Regions from separate parts of the Homo sapiens genome. Here region 1 is linked to region 2. Evidence: chromatin contacts called from ENCODE Hi-C or POLR2A ChIA-PET data. All regions are on one chromosome and are shown on one strand. The core of a region is the stretch at or near the end of the contact, and the rest is flanking DNA. Distances in the headings are between cores, read along the strand shown.

Region 1 (3,040 bases), core at 101-2,600, 170 kb after region 2:
CATAGGGAGACCTCATTTCTATACATAATTTAAAAATTAACTGGGCATGGTGGCATGTACCTGAGGTCTCAGCTACTCAGGAAGCTGAGGCAGGAGGATTGTCTGAGCCTGGGAGGTTCAGGCTGAAGTGAGCCATGATCATGCCACTGCACTTCAGCCTGCGTGACAGGCCAAGACTCTGTTTCAAAAAAAATACATGGCCGGGTGCGGTGGCTCACACCTGTAATCCCAGCACTTTGGGAGGCCGAGGCAGGTGGATCACGAGGTCAGGAGTTTGAGACCAGCCTGGCCAATATGGTAAAACCCTGTCTCTACTACAAATTAAAAAAAAAAAAAATTAGCCAGGCGTGGTGGTGCGCACCTGTAATCCCAGCTACTCCAGAGGCTGAGGCAGAAGAATCCCTTGAATCCGGGAGGCAGAGGTTGCAGTAAGCCGAGATTGCGCCATTGCACTCCAGCTTGGGTGACAGAGCAAGACTCTGTCTCAAATAAATAAATAAATAAATAAATAAATAAATACAAAAACAAAACACTCCAAAGCACAAAAATATATCCTATGAATGATGGCTAATTTTTTTTTTTGAGACAGGGTCTTACTCTGCTGCCCAGGCTGAGTGTAGTGGAGTGATCACGACTCACTGCAGCCTGGACCTCCCAGGCTCCAGTGATCCTCCTGCCTCAGCCTCCTGAGTAGCTAAGACTACAGATGCACACCATGACACTCAGCTAATTTTTTATTTTTTGTAAAGACAGAGTCTCACTATGTTGCCAGGCTGGTCTCAAACTCCTAGATGCAAGTGATCCAACGGCCTTGGTCTCCCAAAGTGCTGGGATTACAGGCGTGAGCCACCACGCCTGGCCTTGATGGCTAATTTTATATGTCACTTGGCTGGGCCACCAGATATTTGGTCAAACATTATTCTGGATGTGCCTATGAGGGTGTCTTTGGATGAGATTTGCATTTAAATTAGTGGACTTTGGCAAATCAGATTGCCTTCCATAATGGAAAAGGGCCTCATCCAATCAGTTGAAGGCCTTACTAGAACAAAAACTGACTTCCCTTTAAGAGGAAGGAATTCTGCCAGCATTTGAACTACAACTCTTCCCTGGTCTCCAGCCTGCTGGCCTACCCTGCAGATTTTGGACTAAGCAAGCCTCCGCAATTGTGTGAGCCAATTCCTTAAACCAAATCTCTTTCTATATATACACATCCTGTTGGTTCTGTATCTCTGGAAAACCCTGACTAATATACCACTAAACTTCCCCTTACTCAGGTCTCAAGAATCCTCCCGCCTACTCCAATGCCCCCAGAATGCAGGGGGGAGCGTAACACAGCTAACATTGGAAAGCTGAATCTTAAGGTGCATCTATTACAATGAAAACAGCTCATGAAACACTTTCAAAACCATAGGAACACATTGCTAAGGCCCCGCCTAGGCCCTCGAAGCAACTGTACCAGGGAGAGGGCCTCAGACTTAAGTCAGGAGAGCTCCTTGTTCAATTTCCACCCAGTGCCACTGTGTCTGGAGTTTCTTCCTTCTGGTGGGTTGGTGGTCTCGCTGACTTCAAGAGTGAAGCCGACCTCCTCAGCACGTGTTACAACTTTTAAAGGTGCTGTGGACCCAAAGAGTGAACAGCAGCAAGACTTACTGTGAGGAGTGAAAGACTAAAGCTTCCACAGTGTGGAAAAGGAACCTGAACCGCTTGCGGGTGCTGGCGCTGGTGGCCAACTTTTATTCCCTCATTTGGCCCCGCCCACATCCTCCTGATTGGTCCATTTTACAGAGTACTGATTGGGCCATTTTACAGAGCACTGACTGGTCCATTTTACAGAGTGCTGATTGGTGCATTTACAATCCTTTAGCTAGACACAGAGTGCTGATTGGTGCATTTACAATCCTTTAGCTGGACAGAAAAGTTCTCCAAGCCCCCACTAGACCCGGGAAGTCCAGCTGGCTTCACCTCTCACCACCTCCAAAGCTAGGGGTGCTCTTTGCCTCTCTGAGGTCCTCTAACACAGTCAGGTCACACACTGCAATCTGGATACCAAATCTCCCCTTCTTGACAACTCAAAGGCATCCCTCTGGCCATGCTTTTCTCCTCTCTACCAACTTTCGCCTTTCAACTAGTCCATTCCCATAAGCACCCAAGCATGGATGGGTTCTCCTTCTTTGAAATAATAAAATTGTATTTTATTTTATTTTTGAGACAGAGTCTCACTCTGTTGCCCAGACTGGAGTGCAGTGGCGTGATCTCAGCTCACTGCAACCTCCACCTCCCAGTTCTATTGATTCTCGTGCCTCAGCCTCCCAAGTAGCTGGGACTACAGGTGCGCATCAACACGCCCGGCTAATTTTTGTATTTTTTAGTAGAGATGGGGTTTCACCACGTTGGCCAGGCTTGTCTTGAACTCCTGACCTCAACTTATCCTCCTGCCTCAGCCTCCCAAAGTGCTGGGATTACAGGCGTGAGACCCTGCACCCAGCCTCTCCTTCTTAAAATAGAACCTTTCTTTTGTCTTTACTTTTCTCTCCAGGTATTTCCCCATTTCACTAGTTTCCTTTCTAACCAACTCCTAGCAAGTCTGCGCTTAATGCCCTTCAGTCCTCTTCTCCCGATGTCTCTTAAACCCATTCCAATAAGCTTCATAGAAAATAAAGGACCCAGAAATCCCAAGAGCTGTGAAGCCCCTGCACCCACCCTTGCTGGCTCAGTACCTTACTTTAATGAGAGAAGAATAAGCTTCTGCTATTTAAGCCCCGATGTTAGGGTTTTCTGTTTTATTGTGTGTTCATGCCTCTCAGAATCCCCAGGCCATTGGGATGAGGGTGAATTCTTCCCCAGAGAGTTTGCCCTAAAAGGGCTCTACGTATGGGTATGTGCTTAAAATTATTGTTTTTTTTTTTTTTTTGCATGGGTTTTCCTGGGACATTTGACATTTGGGCAGTATATTTAGTTTGCTGGGACTGTCATGACAAAATACCACAGACTGGATGGCATAAACAATAGACATTTATTTTCTCATAGTTGTGGAGGTTGG
Region 2 (3,459 bases), core at 118-2,617:
GCTTCAACCCGAGACTCAGTTTGTGCTACGCACAGCCCAATAATTATTGTGTCTTCCTGGAAAAACGGAGCCCTTAAGCCAAATTCTCTTCCCATGTGATTAAAGAAAAAACTGTGCTAAAGACTAAACTGAGAACCTCAGCTAGAATCTACAGGATGTGATTTTTTTTTTTTAAGCCTAAGTGTATGAGTAGCATAAATCTCCAAGGTCTTCCCCGGAGGGACAGAGTTTAAAAGATGTACCCAGAAAGAACGGAGTTTTGCTGTTTGACATTTCCAAGGAAACGTTCAAGTGCCCCAGTCAAGTTCAGTCCCGTTTAAGGGAGAAAATTCGAAGTTTGTTTTTCAGCTCAGCCTGACTAGCAAGGATTTGATGAGTGTGTTTGTTTTGTGTCTTCCTGTGTGCAGTGTTGGCCTTCTAAGAGCCAGTAGGCTCTATCACGAAATAAAAACCAGCAGCCATCGATGTGCCTGCTGCCGGAATGCTGCACGTTCTCTAAGCCCCATCTTTACTCAGCAAATCAGATCATTGTGGGTCAGAGCCATGACAGCAGCCAACACTGAGGATTCTCAGGGGTCACAGGAGGGGTGACTCTTGGGTGGCTTTCTCTGCCAGACATAGTGCTTGCTGGACTTGCGTCATGACCACGCACTTCTTGGCAATGTCTAGGCTTTGCATGGTGAGAAGAGAAGGCAGTGGCTATATCAATCACTTTGTTGTTGTTGTTGTTGTTGTTGTTGTTGTTGTTGTTGTTGGAGACAGGGTCTCTCTCTGTCACCCAGGCTGGAGGGCAGTGGTGCAATCTCAACTCACTGCAGCCTCCAACTCCTGGGCTCAAGTGATCCTCCCACCTCAGCCTCCTGAGAAGCTGAGACTAAAGGCGTGCACCAGGATGCCCAACTAATTTTTAAATTTTTTTGTAGAGCAGGGTCTTGCTATGTTTCCCAGGCTGGTCTCAAACTCCTGGGCTCAAGTGATCCTCCTGCCTCAGCCTCCCAGAGTGCTGGGATTACAGGCATGAGCCACTGCACCCGGCCCACTTGTACTTAATAGTTGCCTGGTCAACTCTCTCAGGAGCTGTTGCCAGCGTTGGAACTGACCAGGAGAGAGGCAAAAACATAGTGGTGCACAGCAGAAGAGAAGGGGTTTCTGATGGGACAAGGCAACAAAATGAATGTGTCACTGGTCCAAGCAGCAAAGCACTCATTTGTCCCCTTCAAATTTCAGACCCTCAGTATTGAAATGTCCTCAGGGTGATCTGAGGAACCAGATGAGAGTCTGATGCTAGGACCTCAAATGTCCTAAAATGTATTTAGATAAAGTACTAATTATTTCTACTTCGTTTCACAACTTTGCAAGAGAAACAGCCATTTTTATTTTGAGAGGTTCTTAAATAGGCACAGGAAAGTAATATAATTTGCCAAAGATGACAGAAAGTCTACGAGAAGTTGAAGTCTTTTTACCTTTTCACGTATTTTCTTTAAAAAAAAAAAGTATCCGGTTTCTTTGCAATATGCTGCAGTTTATCCTATTTATGAGGTTTGTTTTCTTATTGGATCAAGAGTTTGCTGGGGATGGGGAAAAAGAGACTTAGGGAATTTTTAAAAACTCGCCTTAAACACTTAGGGTTATTAATTCTCACGAAGAAAAATATTTATTTAAAGAGCTGATTCATCGTATTATAACCTTGCGAATAAACATACCAAGGGGCTGAGTATAGGGAGGAAATATGGAGAATTAGTCATGAAAAGCATTCAAAGGAAGAGGCCGGGCAGGAGAATTAGCAATGAATAGGGCCAGAAGGAGAAGGGGCCGCCAGTCAGTAAGCACCTGGTATTGACAGACTTTATTTCATTTAGTCTCAACCACAGGTAAACACAGTATCTCCATTTTATAGATGTGGAGACTGAGGCATGGGGCAGTACGTACATTATTTTGAGTTCATACAGGTAATACCTGATAGATCAAGGTTGGGAACAAAGGTTGGTCTGAGGGAAGTCTCTTTTCTACTCCACATACTACGATGGAAAGAAAACTGGACTTGGCCTGGCACAGTGGCTCACGCCTATAATCCCAGCACTTTGGGAGGCCGAGGCAGGCAGATCACTTGAGGTCAAGAGTTCGAGACCAGCCTGGCCAGCATGTTGAGACCCCCGTCTCTACTAAAAATACAAAAATTAGCCAGGCGTGGCAGTGCACACCTGTAATCCCAGCTACTTGGGAGGTTGAGGCAAGAGAATCACTTGACCTCGGGAGACAGAGGTTGCAGTGAACCAAGATTGTGCCACTGCACTCCAGCCTGGGCAACAGAGTAAGACTTCATCTAAAAGAGAGAGAGAGACAGACAAAGAGAGAGAAGGAAGGAAGAGAGGGAGGGAGGGAGAAGAAAGAAAGAAAGAGAGAGAGAAAGAGAAAGAGAGAAAGGAGAGGAGAGGAGAGGAGAAAGACTAAATGTAGGGAAGGGGAAAGGGAGCTGGTCTAAGTTTTAGACCCAGCTGTACTACTGGTTGACTGTGTGGCCTTAGGAAAAATGCCGTGATTCATCTGGGCCTTGGATTTCTGAGAGATTGAGGTCTGTGAAAGATTGAGGTCCATAACTTGAGGCAAGGTCCAAGCCCATCACTTTTTTTGGAGAAATAACATTTATTCTGCCCACTGTTGTAATCTAAACCAACCTGAGAATTTGTCATCCCTCTACATCGGTGCCATTGTGAAGGGGAGCTCACTGGGCATTGGGTCAGGCATAAATTAATATGTAACAGGGAACAAGTGTGTTTGGAAAGAAATGGGCTTTATCGTGCTCATCTCAGCACTGTCCACTAATTTAATTGAAGTATAATTTAAATATTATGAAATGTAGAGATCTTTGTGATTCAAGGGGGTTTGACAATTGTATACACATATGTAAACCACCACCCAAATTAAGTTAAACAACGTTTCAACACCCCAGAAAGTTCCCTCGTGCCCCTTTCCAATGAGTTCTACCAAGAAGGAAACCACTGTTGCGATTTCTGTCACCATCAATTAGTTTTACCTGTTCCAGAACTTCACCTACGTGTAATCGTATCTGTGAATCCATCTTCATTTCTAGAGGAACAGCTATGGTTCCAGGAGGTGGGTGGCAAATTATCTTCCTGTTGACTGTGGAGTCAGGGTTGTGAGGTCCATTCAGTGGCAGAATGAAAGTCAGATGAGATGTTGGTATTTGCTTCTTCACCCCAGGAAGTTCATAGATTTTTTAAAAACGAAATCTGGGACCGGGCACAGTGGCTCACGCCTGTAATCTCAGCACTTTGGGAGGCCGAGGCAGACGGATCACAAGGTGAGGAGTTTGAGACCAGCCTGGCCAACATGGTGAAACCCTGTCTCTACTAAAAAATACAAAAATTAGCCCGGCATGTAATCCCAGCTACTCAGCAGGCTGACGCAGGAGAATCGCTTGAACCCAGGAGGTGGAGA

What was found. Hi-C counts contacts between places; a loop is a spot of excess contacts on that map. ChIA-PET counts read pairs that join two places held with the same protein, here RNA polymerase II (POLR2A).
Region 1: a loop to region 2 is called in a map of PC-3, with 3 times the contacts of the local background. The contact joins two enhancer-like sites. A Hi-C loop is called at or near these places in 3 of 168 maps with a recorded cell type or tissue (A673, PC-3 and posterior cingulate gyrus). POLR2A ChIA-PET finds 5 or more read pairs at or near these places in 1 of 52 experiments (A673).

The regions. Positions count from the first base shown.
Region 1 is chr5:16,956,226-16,959,265 of GRCh38, reverse strand. No RefSeq gene overlaps it. Among named protein-coding and RNA genes, the nearest start is that of MYO10, 21 kb to the right of the region's middle. Within about 2 kb of position 1,350, at least 3 of the 41 ENCODE cell types and tissues checked have a DNase peak (open chromatin) inside an H3K27ac peak, as active enhancers do; they include PC-3, where a contact is called at or near this core.
Region 2 is chr5:17,126,343-17,129,801 of GRCh38, reverse strand. No RefSeq gene overlaps it. Among named protein-coding and RNA genes, the nearest start is that of MIR10522, 28 kb to the left of the region's middle. Within about 2 kb of position 1,367, at least 5 of the 41 ENCODE cell types and tissues checked have a DNase peak (open chromatin) inside an H3K27ac peak, as active enhancers do; they include PC-3, where a contact is called at or near this core.